2 separate regions of the Mus musculus genome follow, and region 2 is linked to region 1. The links are chromatin loops, found by intact Hi-C in ENCODE. Cell type or tissue: gastrocnemius. All regions are shown on one strand. Links, peaks and the distances in the headings refer to the core of each region. The heading gives the core; the rest is flanking DNA.

Region 1 (7,615 bases), core at 2,406-6,405:
TGCGTGGGGGGTGGGGTGGGTGGAGAAGGCTTCCCTCTTTGTAAGGTGGTGGAGCTGGTCTGGAACCCCCAACCTATAGGCTCTTCTGTCCTCTCACTACCTTGGGTCTCAGTATGGACTTGTGACCAGGTGGGTTACATGGCATGGGAGGAAGGACGCTGGAGGTCTTCAAGATCCACCCCCCACCACCACCACTTTTTTCCAAATTCGGGCAGCAGGTCCTGCAGGCTGGATAGTTTTCAGATATCCTGAGCTTCTGAGGGTGAACCCTATACTCTCCCAGCCTGTGGCAGGCTTGTACTCTCAGCAGCCTCCTGTATAAAGTGTGGGCTCCCCCAACTCTGGGCCTTGGCTAGGACTCCATATAAACTACAATGACTGTTTTCTGAAGCAGTTCAGGAATGAAGACAGGCTTGGAAAGGGTCTGGGGCAGCTCCCTTCCCCCTCAGCTCTGTTTACCCAGTGTCACCTGACCCTCTGCTACACCCCAAACTGCTCCTGGACCTAAGGGCCTGAGTGAATCCCTGTTTTCCTCCACAGCTTCTTTCACTAAACGCCACGTAGCTATGGTCAGCGCCCCTGAGAGCCTTGGCTCCCCAGTCAGCCGACACTGAGCCGGTCACTCAGCTGCTAATGCTCCTCTTCTGACCTGAGAGCACTTTCAGGAATGACTTACATTAAGTCATTCAGCCAGGTGCCAGCTGTAGGTAGCCTGTCTGCTCCATTTGCCTCTACATCTGCGGCCCTCCTCCCCACCCCCCACCGCCACCAACTGCTTCCAGGGGAACTCTGGGATTACTAGAGTCAGGAGTGAGCCCTAACCTTTCAGTTCTATGCCCCTCCCCGCCCCCTTTAAAAATGTGTATGGTGTTCTGTCTATATGTATTTTCGCGTGCCATTTTTGTGCCTGGTGCCCATGGAAGATGGAAGAGGGAACCGGTTCTGTTAGAACTGGCGATTACAAATGGTTGTAAACTACCATGTAGATGCTGGGAATGGAACCCTGGTCCTCTGGGAGAGCAGCCAGTGCTCTTACCTGCTGAGTCCCAACCAATCTTCAACTTTATGGAGCAGAAGCAGAGAAGTTAACTCCTTGGCCTGGAATTTGCAGAATTGAACGTTAATGTAGAAGAGTTGGCTTTATGGGGGTGGGGATGGGGTAGGGGGCAGTGGTGGGGCCTGAAATCCCAACAAGCTACAAAGAGTGGTGGTCTGGGCTTTCCAGGGAGTACCTGTTAAGGGCTTATGCACAAGGGTGACAACAGCGGTCACCAGCAGGTCCCAAGAAAGAGAGGCCATGGGATGAGGGTGCTTCTGCTCAGCTTCTGCTTATCTTCTCATGCTGCTTTTCATTCAGCGGTGGAGACACAGAGCACCAGCTCGGAGGAGATGGTACCCAGCTCTCCCTCACCCCCACCACCTCCTCGGGTCTATAAGCCATGCTTTGTATGCAATGACAAGTCTTCTGGCTACCACTATGGGGTCAGCTCCTGTGAAGGCTGCAAGGTGCGTATGTGGTGGGGGCGGGTGAGTTTAGCACTCAGTTGACTGGGCTTATACCATCAGAGATGGAAACATAAGGCTGGCTGGCAATGTAGCTTAGTAGGTAGAATGCTTGCTTAGCATACTTGAGAACTCAGCAACACATCAGAGACTCTCTTATGCCAATGCTCTAAGGGCAGAGGCAGGCAGATCTCTGTGAGTTCAAGGCCAGCCTAGTCTACAGAGCTAGTTCCAGGACAGCCAGGGCTACACAAAGAAACCTGTCTTGAAGAACCAAAAATTAATGAATAAGTGATTAGATAAATAAAAATCGTTTTAAAGGTAGGGGGCCCAGGTACTGTGTTCACATGAGTGTTTTTGTCTGTGTGGGGTGAGGGACTGCTTTGGGCATAAATGAGTGACTGGTTGGGCGAGGTGCTGAGGACCTAGCTCAGTGGTGGAATGCTTACAGCATAGTGTACAGAAGGTTTGATAGTGTGTTGTGTATATAGGCATGCATGCGTATTCACACACACACACAAACACACAACACACACGCACGACACGACTGGTCAGGTCTAGCTAGGGCCAATTGTTTTGCTTGAGAAATACTGGTATTCCCAGCACCCTGTTTAGTGACACTCCTGCTTCCAAATTCAGGGCTTCTTCAGACGCAGCATTCAGAAAAACATGGTGTATACATGTCACCGTGACAAAAACTGTATCATCAACAAGGTCACCAGAAATCGATGCCAGTACTGCAGGCTACAAAAGTGTTTCGAAGTGGGCATGTCCAAGGAAGGTAGGCTCTCTCCTATCCTGTCCTATCGTGTCGTGCGGTTGTCCACTTTGCCGTCCAGCTTCCCTGACCCTGAGATCTCGCCTGCCCTGTAACTGCTTTCTTCTCCAAGACCATTCCCATTAGATTAGCTCTCTTCACCCTGTAGCTTCTGTTTGGTGGAGCAGGAGGGTTGGGCTCATCCCTTCCCTCTCCTGTTCTTTCACAGGACAGATCCTGAGATGGCTCTGAGCTGGCCCCTCCTTTCCACTCCCCCCCCCCACCATTGTGCTGCCAAGGCTATAAGTGGATATCCTGCCTGCATATCCTGCCCCCCTCCAACCCCCAGCTCCTGCAGGGCAACCGGAAGGGCAGGATGGAGCCGAATTGGCCTGGGGAGGGAGCATGGCTGTAGGCTCTGGGTGGGGCTGGGGCAAACCAGCCTGGAAATAGGAGATTATGTAGCAGAGAGGGAAACTAAGGCACTAATACGTATTCTTAAAGAGAACTGAGCCCATTAAGCTAGGATGAGAGAAGACGCCCATCAGGAGAATCTGAGCCGGGCGTGGTGGCACACGCCTTTAATCCCAGCACTCGGGAGGCAGAGGCAGGCGGATTTCTGAGTTCAAGGCCAGCCTGGTCTACAAAGTGAGTTCCAGGACAGCCAGGGCTATACAGAGAAACCCTGACTCAAAAAACCAAAAAAAAAAAAAAAAAAAAAAAAGAAAGAAAGAAAAGAAAAAACAGGAGGGTCCTGAGGATCCTGATCCTTCTCTTTGCCTCCAACCCCAAGCTGTAAGGAACGATCGAAACAAGAAGAAAAAGGAGGTAAAAGAGGAGGGCTCGCCCGACAGCTATGAACTGAGTCCACAGTTAGAGGAACTCATCACCAAGGTCAGCAAAGCCCACCAGGAGACTTTTCCCTCACTCTGCCAGCTGGGCAAGTACACCACGGTGAGGAGTGGGCAGAGTCTGGGTGAGGGCCTCAGGAACGGGCAGTGGGGAGAGTGCCCAGGGAAGCCTTCACGGCTCACTTCACCCCTGCAGAACTCCAGTGCAGATCACCGGGTGCAGCTGGACCTGGGGCTGTGGGACAAGTTCAGCGAGCTGGCCACCAAATGCATCATCAAGATTGTGGAGTTTGCGAAGCGGCTGCCTGGTTTTACAGGGCTCAGCATTGCCGACCAGATCACGCTGCTCAAGGCTGCTTGTCTGGACATCCTAGTGAGTTAGGCAGATGAGTTCTGGACCACTCTGACCCTTTTCCACCACCACCCCCACCACACCCTTTAGCCCTCTCCTCCACCTAAGCTCTTTTTGTCTTAGCAGTTCCCTCCTGGTTTGCCTAGCCTCCCCTTTCCAATCTCAAGAGTCCCACCTCTCCGCCTTACTCCTCCAGTTCAGGCTTTCCTTACTGGGAACCAAACTCACTTAGGAATCCTTCCTCAGGAGCAGTACTAACCGTTTTCCTTACCCCCACCCTCCAGATGCTGCGGATCTGTACAAGGTATACCCCAGAGCAGGACACTATGACATTCTCGGATGGGCTGACCCTGAACCGAACCCAGATGCACAATGCTGGCTTTGGGCCCCTTACAGACCTCGTCTTTGCCTTTGCCGGGCAGCTGCTGCCCCTGGAGATGGATGACACCGAGACTGGGCTACTTAGTGCTATCTGCCTCATCTGTGGAGGTGCGGGGGCGCCCCCTGGTGTCTACATGGGCTCCCTCTCCCACCAGACTCTATCCAGACCCTATCCCCACTCTGACCAGGTGGCAGGTCGTCTTTTTCCCTGGGAATTGTTCCTACAGACTTCTCAGCTTATGTATAGTCTTTCTGGCTAACCAGGCTAAGGGAAAAAGAAGGAGGCAGAGTCCGGAGAACGCAGAAGCCCTGGATACAGTGCTGAGATAGGAATTTAATGGGAGTGATATTCTAGAGCAGCATCATTGCTGAGGAGTAAACACAGGGCCTTATGTCAGGGGAGCTAACCTGGAGGGCTAAGTGACAGGAGTAAAGAGTGGATGAGATAGCTTTGAGGCCCTCCAAGTAAGGTCTGTCAGGCGTCAGCCGCCTGTCACTGTGTCCTACCGTGCCTCATCCAATCTCCTTGTGTAGACCGAATGGACCTGGAAGAGCCCGAGAAGGTGGACAAGCTGCAGGAGCCCCTGCTGGAAGCCCTGAGGCTCTATGCCCGGCGACGGAGACCCAGCCAACCCTACATGTTCCCAAGGATGCTGATGAAAATCACCGACCTCCGGGGCATCAGCACTAAGGGTTAGTTCTGAGTCAACTCTCTCTCCCTCCCCAGATCTGCAGGTCTCCTGAGTCACACAGGTGGACAGGCACAGGCAGGGGGAGAGAGGAACCGAGAATCCAGCAACCTCCATGGAGTCCTGGTGTGTGTGTGTTTGTGTGTGTTGCTCGGAGAGGAACCTTGTACCATCCATAAACTAGGCAAATGCTATCTGACAACCTAGCTTCCTTTACTTTTTATCATTTATTTATTTATTATATGTAAGTACCCTGTAGCTGTCTTCAGACACACCAGAAGAAGGCATCAGATCTCATTACGGATGGTTGTGAGCCACCATGTGGTTGCTGGGAATTGAATTCAGGACCTCCGGAAGAGCAGTCAGTGCTCTTAACCACTGAGCCATCTCTCCAGCCCTTCCTTTACTTTTTTATGCCTTATTTTTTTTTCTGTCTGGAAACTAAGGCTAAACATTTTTGGTTTTTTTGAAACCGGGTTTCTCGGAGTACCCTTGGCTGTCCTGGAACTCACTCTGTAGACCAGGCTGGTCTCGAACTCAGAGATCCACTTGCCTCTGCCTCCCAAGTGCTGGGATTAAAGGTGTGTGCCACCACTGCCTGGTTAGATATGCTACCTCAGAAGCTTATTGTAAGGACTAAGTGACTACACTACCTTGTATACTTTGAGATGAGATTAAGAGCCATGCATGGTGGGTGGTCCATGCATGTCATTTCAGTATGAGGGAGGCTGAGGCCGGAGGTTTACTTTGAGTTCATGAGTTCAAGGATAGCTGGACATTTCCACCATCACAGTGTAACATCATGAATATTTGATAAACATTGCCATAAACATTATTAAGATCCTGCCTTGCAACAGCTGGAAAGCTCTGGATGTTAAAGTCTGGCTGCCATACTGGGTAACAGAGCTGTACATCTTCAAAAAAATATTTTACAACTAACCCCCAGGAGGTAGAGGCAGGCAGGCATCTGTGAGTTCGAAGCCAGCCTAGTCTTCCAGAACAGCCAAAGCTACACAGAGAAACCCTGTCTTGAAAACAAAAACAAGCCAGGCAGTGGTGGCGCACACCTTTAATCCCAGCACTTGGGAGGCAGAGGCAGGCAGACTTCTGAGTTCAAGGCCAGCCTGGTCTACAGAGTGAGTTCCAGGACAGCCAGGGCTACATAGAGAAACTCTATTTTGAAAAACAACAAAAAAAAAAAAAAAGAAAAAAAAAGAAATATTTTATGTTTATTGATCGATTGATTGATTGTTTGATTGCATATGGGTTGTTCTTGTCATTGCATGATGTAGAGATTGGGGGGGGGTCACTCACTCTGTTTCACATTTTGTGCAGAGGTCAGAAGGCAACTATGTACAGTTGAATCTCTCCTTTCAGCTTTATATAGGTTCTTGGATCAAAGTCAGGTTGTCAGGCTTGTACTTGTGTCAGCACATTGTACACTGAGCCGTCTGCCATCTCACAGACCCACAGTTTTGAAAGGATGTTGAACATGGTGGTGCATGCCTTTGATCTAAGCACCCAGGAGGCAGAGGCAGGGGTGGGGGTTGGCGGGGATCTCTGTGAGTTCAAGACCAGCATGGTTTACACAGTGAGTCCCAGGACAACCGGGACTACACTGAGAAGCCCTGCTTTAAAAAACAAACAAACCAGAAAACAAAACAACAACAACAACAACAACAACAAAAAAAGGAAGGAAGGAAGAAAAGATACCAAAAGGGCTGGAGAGATGGCTCAGGTGCTAAGAGCACTGGCATTTCTTCTGGAGGTCATGAGTTCAATTCCCAGCACCCTTATGGTGGCTCACAACCATCTATCACTGTAGCCCCATGGGATCCAGTACCCTCTTCAGTGTGCACACATACATGTACACAAGACACCCATATATATAAGTAAATAAATCCATAAAAAGACACCCTGAGAGTTGGGCACATAGTTGTAACACATAGAAAGAAGAGGCAGGAGGATTGCTGCAAGTTCAAGTTCAAGGCTGGGCCAGAGTAATATAGCAAGATTCCATCTTAAAAAAAAATCTGTTCTTGGGCTGGAGAGATGGCTCAGCAGTTAAGAGCACTGACTGCTCTTCCAGAGGTCCTGAGTTCAATTCCCAGCAACCACATGGTGGCTCACAACCAACTGTAATGGGATCTGATGCCTTCTTCTGGTGTGTCTGAAGACAGTGACAGTGTACTTACATATAAATAAATCTTTTTAAAAAAAGGAAAAAGGAAAAAAGAAAGGAAGAATGGGACAAGAAATGAAGCTGCATGCTTTAGACTGTACCTCTGACCCCCAAGAATGGCTGCAGGTTTTGGGTCACATGACAGAGGTCTGAGCTAGCCAGGGCTCCTGTCTCTAAAAACAGCAAAGAGGAAGCTTGAAAAATGGAGACAGGCAGTGCAGGTTAGGTGAAGTTCAAGGCAGGGCTGGAGCACCTAGGGAGCACCACAGGAGAAGGGAGAGGGTGAAGTCAGTACCCAGAAGTGACAGGTCTGAGCTAGGAGCACCTGGGAGGACCTGCACCCATGCGTTTCTGATCCTCTGCGCACTTCTGCTCTCCCAATCCTCTTCGTGTCTCTCTGTAGGAGCAGAAAGGGCTATAACCCTGAAGATGGAGATTCCAGGCCCGATGCCACCCCTGATCCGAGAGATGCTGGAGAACCCGGAGATGTTTGAGGACGACTCCTCGAAGCCTGGCCCCCACCCCAAGGCTTCCAGTGAGGACGAAGCTCCAGGGGGCCAGGGCAAAAGGGGCCAAAGTCCCCAACCTGACCAGGGGCCCTGACCTACCCCGTTGTGGGGTTGGGCCCCAGGCAGCAGACTGACCATTTCCCAGATACCGCCAGTGACTGGGGGAGGACCTGCCCCGCCCACTCTCCACCCTTTTAATGAGCTCGTTATTTTGCCAAAGTTTCTAGGGGTGCCTGTGTTCATCCCTGTCCTGTTCTAACTGGCTCCCTCTACAGTCCCGCGGGACTGCTGCACACCTACCAGAAGAGCTGGAGAAGGGGCGAGCCTGGGTCTAGACTCTAAAATCTCAGCACTGCCTTTCGGATTCAGGCCACAGGCTCCCGACGCAAGA
Region 2 (7,615 bases), core at 2,229-6,228, 140 kb before region 1:
TTTTTTTTTTTGTCTTGTTTTAACATTTCTTTGTGTGTATACACACATTTTTCCGTGTATACACACATTTGCCACCATTTTTTTTTTCTGGTTTTGGGAGACCTGAGTTAGATCCCAATAGAGATTGAACCCTGAATTCCACATGTGCATCTTGACATAATCAATCTCTCTCCCTCTCCCTCTCCTTCTTTCCCTCTCCTTCTCTCCCTCTCCTTCTCTCTCCCTCCCTCTCCCCCCCCTCTCTCTCTTACACACACACACATACCACACACACACACATTACCCCTCCTTCGCTGTTTTTCAAGCTTAGCACCAATGGATACCATTGGGAACTACACCATGAAGGCAGAATACAATACAGACTTTCTCTCACCCAGAAACAAAGAATATTTCTAATATTTCTAATAATTTCTAGCCTACAATCCCTATTTCATCAATAAATTTCCGTATTATATGAATTGGTCTTGCCTAGGATTCTACAGTACAAAAAATAATAACCCCACTTTTTTTTTTTTTTTTTTTTTTTTTGAGACAGGGTTTCTCTGTATAGTCCTGGCTGTCCTGGAACTCACTCTGTAGACCAGGCTGGCCTCGAACTCAGAAATCTGCCTGCCTCTGCCTCCCAAGTGCTGGGATTAAAGGCGTGTGCCTCCACACCCGGCTAGTTAGGGTTTTATTTTGCTTTTTATCACAGGGTCTCACAATGGAGACCTCATGGCCTGAAACACACTATGCATTCAAACTCGGAGATTGCCCAGCCTCTGCCTCCATGGTGCTGGGTTAAGGTGTGTGCCCCAAAACCTGGATGATGTTTTTGAGATAGGATTTCATTGTGTATCTCAGTCTTGCCTCAGCCTCATGAGCACTGGAATTATAGGCTTTTGCTGTAATGGACTGATGGTGTCATTGCATCTTCCCTGAAAGGGACGCTTGCTGGCTCTCTGTACCTTGTCAGAGTTTTGCTGAGTCTGTCGTACCCGTGTCTATGAGTTTGCCTCTCAACAGACACAGTTTCCTTCCTTTTTTCTTCTTTTTAATTAATTAATTAATTAATTAATCAATCAATTTTTGTTTTTTTGAGACAGGGTTTCTCTGTGTAGCTCTGGCTGTCTTGGAACTCACTCTGTAGACCAGGCTGGCCTCAAACTCAGAAATCCGCCTACCTCTGCCTCCTGAATGCTGGGATTAAAGGTGTGTGCCACCGCTGCCCGGCTTTATTTTTATTTTTTTATTTTTGTTTTATTGAGACAGGTTTTGTCTGTATAGCCCTGGCTGTCCTCAAACTCAGAGCTCTGCCTGTCTCTGCATGCTGGAATTAAAGACATGAGCCCTTACACCTGGTTCCCCCCACCCCCATTCTCTCACACCACTCCTGACTGCCCCCATTCTCTCACACCGCTCCTGACTGCCCCCATTCTCTCACACCGCTCCTGACTGCCCCCATTCTCTCACACAACTCCTGACTGCCCCCATTCTCTCACACCACTTCTGACTGCCCTGAGCTCCACGTAGTTTAAGGTGACTTTGAATTCCTGACCCTCCAGCCTTCAGCTCCTGAGTCCTGAGATTATAGGCTGTACCACCAGAATATCTCCATAATGTTTTTGTTTGTTTGTTTTTCAAATCAAAGTGCATTGCCATCTCCAGGAGAATGTTTTCAACTCTAAGAAAGACCTCAAAACTACAGTCTCTACCATTTGTTAAGTTTCTTTTCTAGGGGCTGGTGAGTTGGCTCAGTGGGTAAGAGCACCCGACCGCTCTTCCGGAGTTCAAATCCCAGCAACCACATGGTGGCTCACAACCATCTGTAACAAGATCTGACTCCCTCTTCTGGAGTGTCTGAAGACAGCTACAGTGTACTTACATATAATAAATAAATAAATCTAAAAAAAAAAGTTTCTTTTCTAGATGTCTCTAATGAAGAATAGCCACTTTGAATTTAATAAAATGTCTTTGTAGTAACCACTGAACTGATGTGTTTTTTTTTCTTGTTTAACATATTAATGAAGCCAGGCTGGGCGGTGATGGCGTACACCTTTAATCCCGGCCCTTGGGAGGCAGAGGCAGGCAGATTTCTGAGTTCGAGGCCAGCCTGGTCTACAAAGTGAGTTCCAGGACACCCAGGTCTATACTGAGAAACCCTATCCCGAAAAACAAAACAAAACAACCCCCCCCAAAAAAATCAAGCATATTAATGAAGCCAGCATAAACCAGAACCAAATAGTGTCATGAGTTTGGGGTATCCTGATTAATGTTTCTTGTGCCCATATACTCATCCCTCCCATCCTTCCACAGTGACCTATATCTTAGACTTGTGGAACTTTCCAGTTTCATATACTTCATACTTCCTCTGAACCAATGAGATGTTCTGAGAAACAGGAGACGATGTTTCCCTATTCTCAGCTTTTCTGAGTGTCTGTTCCAGACTCTATCCACAGACCAACCTATACCCAGCCAGGTAAGAGACAAACAGATGGGAGGCATGATAGTACACACCTGTAACCCCAGCATTTGAGAGATGGAGGCAGTAGGATCAGAAGTTCAAGGCCAAGTATACACAGGAAGCTCTATATCAAAACAAAACAATCCCCCAAACAACCAAAAACAAACAGAAAAGCTGGATGTTGTGTGGTGGTTCACATCTTTGATCTCAGCACTTGGGAGACAGAGGCAGGTGACTCTCTTGTGAGTTTGATGCTAGCCTGGTCTACATATTGAGTTCTAGTTTGTTTGAGACTGTCTCAAAACAAACAAAACTACAACAAGACCCATGATGTCACGTGGTGACCCATGCTTTTTCTTTTTTATAATTTATTTTTATTTTATGTGCATCAGCGTTTTGCCTTCATGAATGTCTGTGTGAGGGTGTCGGATTCCCTAGAACTGGAGTTACAGACTGCCATGTGTGTGCTGGGAGTTGAATTTGAGTCCTCTGAAAGAAGCAGCCAGCGCTCTTAAATCTTAGCCCCAGTTCCACACCTTTAATATCAGCACCCAGGAAGTAGAGGCAGGCCAATCTCTGTGAGTTGGCCAGGGGCTACATAGTGAAACCTTGTAAATAAATATCAGAGGACCAGCAAAGAGGGAGGAAGAGAGGCCTGTCACCAGGGAGGTTTCTTGATTTCCTGCCTGTCCTTGAGAGTCAGCCTAATGTTTGTTCTTCCTCAGGAATCAGAGAACTGCTCCTCTTTGCTCTCTTTGATTTTGGCTGTCATATATAAACTTAGTGGATGGATACCCTGCATTTCTATAATGGAACCAGCTAGGAGGTGCCCTCAGAGAAGCAATCTAATACCTTCCTAGGGTGGTATCCCGTTATTTTTGGATCTCTAAAGTCTCCTCACGAAGCAAAAAAGGACCAAGAAGTTAGACGGGGATGGGGTGGGGTGGAGATAGCATGTGGTGATATCTGTGGGTGTGTTGACTTTCTAAGACTCAGCCTGTGGTTCCTGTGTCGCCACGAATGCCCATGAGTGTATGACTGTGGCATGTGGTGTGTGCCTATGTCAGTCTGTGTGTCAGGGCAGGGGCTCCCTGTGGTGTGCAAATGTGTTGGGAGGGGGGTGATGGGGAGAGCCTGGCTCCTTTGCTTCCACCCCCATCCCTGCTCCCATCTGGCCTTGATCAGTGGGTCCCTGGGGAGGGAGCCGCGGTTTCGGATACAGGAAAATGTTCCAGGAAGCGGCCACTGTGCTGAACCCGGCTTGGGCTCCCCCAGCGGAAATTGTTACAGGAAGGAGGAGGGGAGGGAGTGTTGCGATAGGATTAAGGATGGAGGAGGGTGGCTCTTGGCTCCTCTCTGGATGGGATAAAGCTGAATAAGTTGATGGGAATCTCAGGTCAGCCAGGATCCTGGATGCTACCACCTCAATCATTTAATGCAAAACTGGGAACTTGGAAAATAGGGTCCCTTTCCCTTTTTATTCTCTCGAATCCTTTTTATAGTTCTATTACCTACCATGAATGCCAGCTGGGACCAGGATACCTGGGTATTGCCTGAAAATGACTTGGCTTGGTGAGGGGCTAAAGAGTCAGCCCCTCTCCTCTCCGCATTGAAGGGGCTTTGAAGCTCATGTCCAGGACTGGGAGGGATGCCTAATTGGGATAATGGAGGTTAATGGGGCGCCTGGAGGGGGTGGCCACGCTTCTAGATCAAAGAAGCCAGCTCTTCCCAACCACCACAGCTGGAGGTCACAGCTGGAGGGGGAGGGGCAGGGACTCAGAGCCAGCCAGCAGGGGGTGCTCTGGCCTCGGAATGCTTGTCCTCTGGCGTCTCAGGCTCCTTCTTCGATCTGCTTTTGCCCGAGAACGCTTATCCTGAGGTTCTGAGTCCTCTTTTTTGGGTGCTGGGGAAGAGGGAAAGGTCAACAGGATGTCAACTTCCTCAGGTTGTTGCAGGGTCCCAAAGCACTAGCTTTAGATCCAGTTTGGAGAAAGCCAAGGCTGGGAGGCTAAGTTTATAAGGGAGGCAGAGAAAGACCCGACTTGGCATTGGGGGTGTTGGCTAGGATGGAGGCCAAGGGGCACCAGCGCTTCCCCGCCATCGCCCCCCTCCCCGGGGTTGGCGCTCCCTCTCGGGCTCTAATCGGCGCGGCGGCCGCAGCGGGCAGAGTCAGCGCCGCCAGTCTCCGGGACGCGACTCCCAGCAATTGTGGTCGGGACCGCAGATATGCAGCTGCCTCCTGCCCGGGCGCCTGGCCCGGCCGGCCCCGCCTGCGCCCCGCCCCGCCCCCAGCCGGCCCGCCCCTTGCCTGCCAGCAGCACCGGGACACTGAGGCATGCAAGAGGTCCCAGGTGGCCAGCGTAAGCGGTGGAGATGCCCCAGCCCAGACCTCACTATGTTCATTGTCCCTCTGCCCGCTCTGTTTCTCAGCTTTAGCTGGAGGCTTATACTTTCACTGTACGCCTTGCTTCGAGCCTCCTCTTGGAAAAAGTCGAACAGTGCTTTGATGCTTTGAAATGCAGGGGAGGGGAGGGATGTCTGACTGAGATGGAGGAGGAGGGTGGAGATGGGCGCGATGGCGGACTCTCATTGACAAGGGCAGCGGGGAAAGTTTCTAAGTAGAGGAGAAAAGGACGGAATGGGAGAAGCAGGGGCGAGTGTCAAAGGGTAGGAAAATAGTTCTTTAGAGGCACCCCAGCCATTCAGGGGCTTCCTGCTAGAATGCTGAGAGAAAACGCTCAGATACTGCACTGGCCCCTTCCTCAATGCTGAGCAGAGCCACTGACTATCCAGAGCTATTCTCAGCACTGAACTTTAAAACCTGCATGCCTGCTCATTTTTCCTGTGAGGCTGGCTCTCCTTTCCACCCCGTACACTTTGACCTCTGGCTTGGTGTGATGACACCAATTGCCATCCTCATCTCCAGTTTTGTCCTCCAGCAACCTGTGATGAACTAACACGTATCATGTATGAAGCAAGTACTAAGCGGTGGATACTGTTTATAGTTAAGGGATAGAGGTGTAGTCCAGTGGTAGTTATAAGTGTAGTCTGGTAGTAGTTATAAGTGTAGTCTGGTAGTAGTTATAGGTGTAGTTTAGTTATATTATAGGTGTAGTCCAGTGGTAGTTATAGGTGTAGTTTAGTGGTAGAGCGCTTATGTAGTTTGTGTGAGACCCTGTGATTGATGTCTAGCATCGAGTGGGTGGTCCAGCATACATTTCTAATTTTTGTGGGTTTTAAAAAATTAGCCAGGCCGTAGTGGCCCATACCTTTAGCCCCAGAGCTCAAAGGCAGAGGCAGGAAGATCTCTGTGAGTTTGAAGCCAACCTGGTCTACAGAGTGAGTTCCAGGACAGCCAGGGCTCACAGTGAAACCCTTTCTCAAAAAACCAAATAAACCAAATTGCTTTTGAGTGTGTGTGTGTGTGTGTGTGTGTGTGTATGTGTGTGTGTGTCACAATGCATATGTGGTGGAGGTCAGGAGTCAGTGCTATCCTTTTACCTTGTAGGTCACAGGGATAGAATTCAGGTCCCCTGGCACGATGGCAGGTATCTTTACCCACTGAGCACTGTGCACAGTTTCAAATCATTATAACAACCTTGAGAGATGACTGTCTTGTTTCTCCTTTCTACAGAAGAGGAATCCTAGGTTAAACAGTTTGCCCAAGCTTGCACCATACTAAATGGCTGACAGACACAGAACTGTCGGGCTCTAAGACCCCCTTTCATGCTCATCTTTGCAGCCAGGGCTATCTTTTTAATATACAAACATTTCTATATGTTGTCCTGGGGATTAAGGTCACATACCTTGCATAGCTGATGAGACATTTCCCACCCCCACTTTCTCTCTCATGTTCTGGGGTGGAACTCCTGGGATCTATGCTTGTGAAACACTCTACCACTGTCTACAGAATCCAACCCCCACATCCCCTTTGTGTGTGTGGCAGAGCTTCACTAAATTGCCTATGCTGGCCGTGGGCTCTTGAGTAGCCCGCAGTCTCTGGAGTAGCTGGGAATACAGGCCCATTCCACGAGGCCTGGTTCAGCCTTCACCCTATGCTCCAGTCATATGCACAGAGGTGCTAACTCTTCTTACCCTGGAACAATGTGCATTTGCAATATTTCTATTTTGTTGTTGTTTTCTTGGAGGACGGAATGTCGGGATATAGCTGCCTGACCTGGAATTCACAATTCTCTTGCCTTTCTGCCTTCTGTCCCAATTGTCGTAATTGCCAGTGTGTTCAACCTCACCCCGCCAGACCAAGTCTTATTTTTATTGAGCCTTGAGCCTTCCTTCCTTCCTTCCTTCCTTCTTCCCTTCCTTCCTTCCTTCCTTCCTTCCTTCCTTCCTTCCTTCCTTCATACCTCCCTCGTCTCCTTCCATTTTCTTCCTTCTTTCCTCTGGTAGAATCTTACTATGTAGCTCTGGCTAGTTTTAAACTCATGGCACCGCACTCCCTCTACCTCAGCCTCCTAAGTGCTAGGACCACCTTCAGCTTTTTTGGTTTCTTTATATGGTTTTCTTCTAGCCTTCCACTACTGACTTAGATCAATTCTGTCTCCTGTAGCACACACTACTTGCTTTAATTAAAAGGCTTCCTCTTTTTGTTAGTTACAGGATAGTTTGTGAGGCACAGAACTGGATCAGTCATGTTTATGGTTGCAGACCTGTGTGCCTAGCTCTGTGTGCTCTGCATAAAGTAGGTGTTTGCTGAGTGAGTCAACTCTCTGTAGACTTACCCTATATCTCTCATATAGCTGTGATCCTAACAACTAGAGCAACTAGAGCAGGGCTCTGCCTATTCAGCATGTAGAAGATCCTGAGTTTAATCCCCTGACATGAGAGAGAGAGAGAGAGAGAGAGAGAGAGAGAGAGAGAGAGAGAGAGAGAGAGAGAGGAAGTTAGTTAAAGATTGGAATGTAGCAGCTGGACGCAGTGGCACATGCCTTTAATCCCAGCACTCGAGAGGCAGTGGCAGGCGGATTTCTGAGTTCGAGGCCAGCCTGGTCTACAAAGTGAGTTCCAGGACAGTCAGGGCTATACTGAGAAACCCTGACTCAAAACACCCCCCTCCAAAAAAAAAAAAAAGAGCAGTGTATGTTCATTATCACTGAGCCATCTCTCCAGTACTAAAGATGCTAATATATTTCATGTGACATATTTCGAGGCATA

The links. A loop is a pair of places that touch in the nucleus more often than their neighbours do. Peaks named below come from ENCODE experiments on the same cell type or tissue, not always from the same donor. Only the 100,000 strongest peaks of a DNase experiment are listed, where the experiment ranks them.
Region 2: a loop joins it to region 1, with 3 times the contacts of the local background. A loop is called at or near these places in 1 of 42 quality-filtered maps.

The regions. Positions count from the first base shown.
Region 1 is chr15:102,235,727-102,243,341 of GRCm38, reverse strand. It overlaps Rarg (retinoic acid receptor, gamma), which reads left to right. Exons shown (of 10, transcript NM_011244.4): 4 at 1,358-1,506; 5 at 2,143-2,284; 6 at 3,054-3,214; 7 at 3,308-3,484; 8 at 3,748-3,952; 9 at 4,379-4,537; 10 at 7,119-7,615. The coding sequence ends at 7,318. Among named protein-coding and RNA genes, the nearest start is that of Itgb7, 7.6 kb to the right of the region's middle. In gastrocnemius, for the core only: a CTCF peak has its summit at 3,966 (motif pointing left); a DNase peak (open chromatin) is centred at 3,959; H3K4me3 peaks cover 413 bases; H3K27ac peaks cover 1,494 bases.
Region 2 is chr15:102,373,999-102,381,613 of GRCm38, reverse strand. No RefSeq gene overlaps it. Among named protein-coding and RNA genes, the nearest start is that of Sp7, 11 kb to the right of the region's middle. In gastrocnemius, for the core only: no CTCF peak of the experiment used is centred there; DNase peaks (open chromatin) are centred at 3,608, 4,214 and 4,638; H3K4me3 peaks cover 2,030 bases; H3K27ac peaks cover 3,157 bases.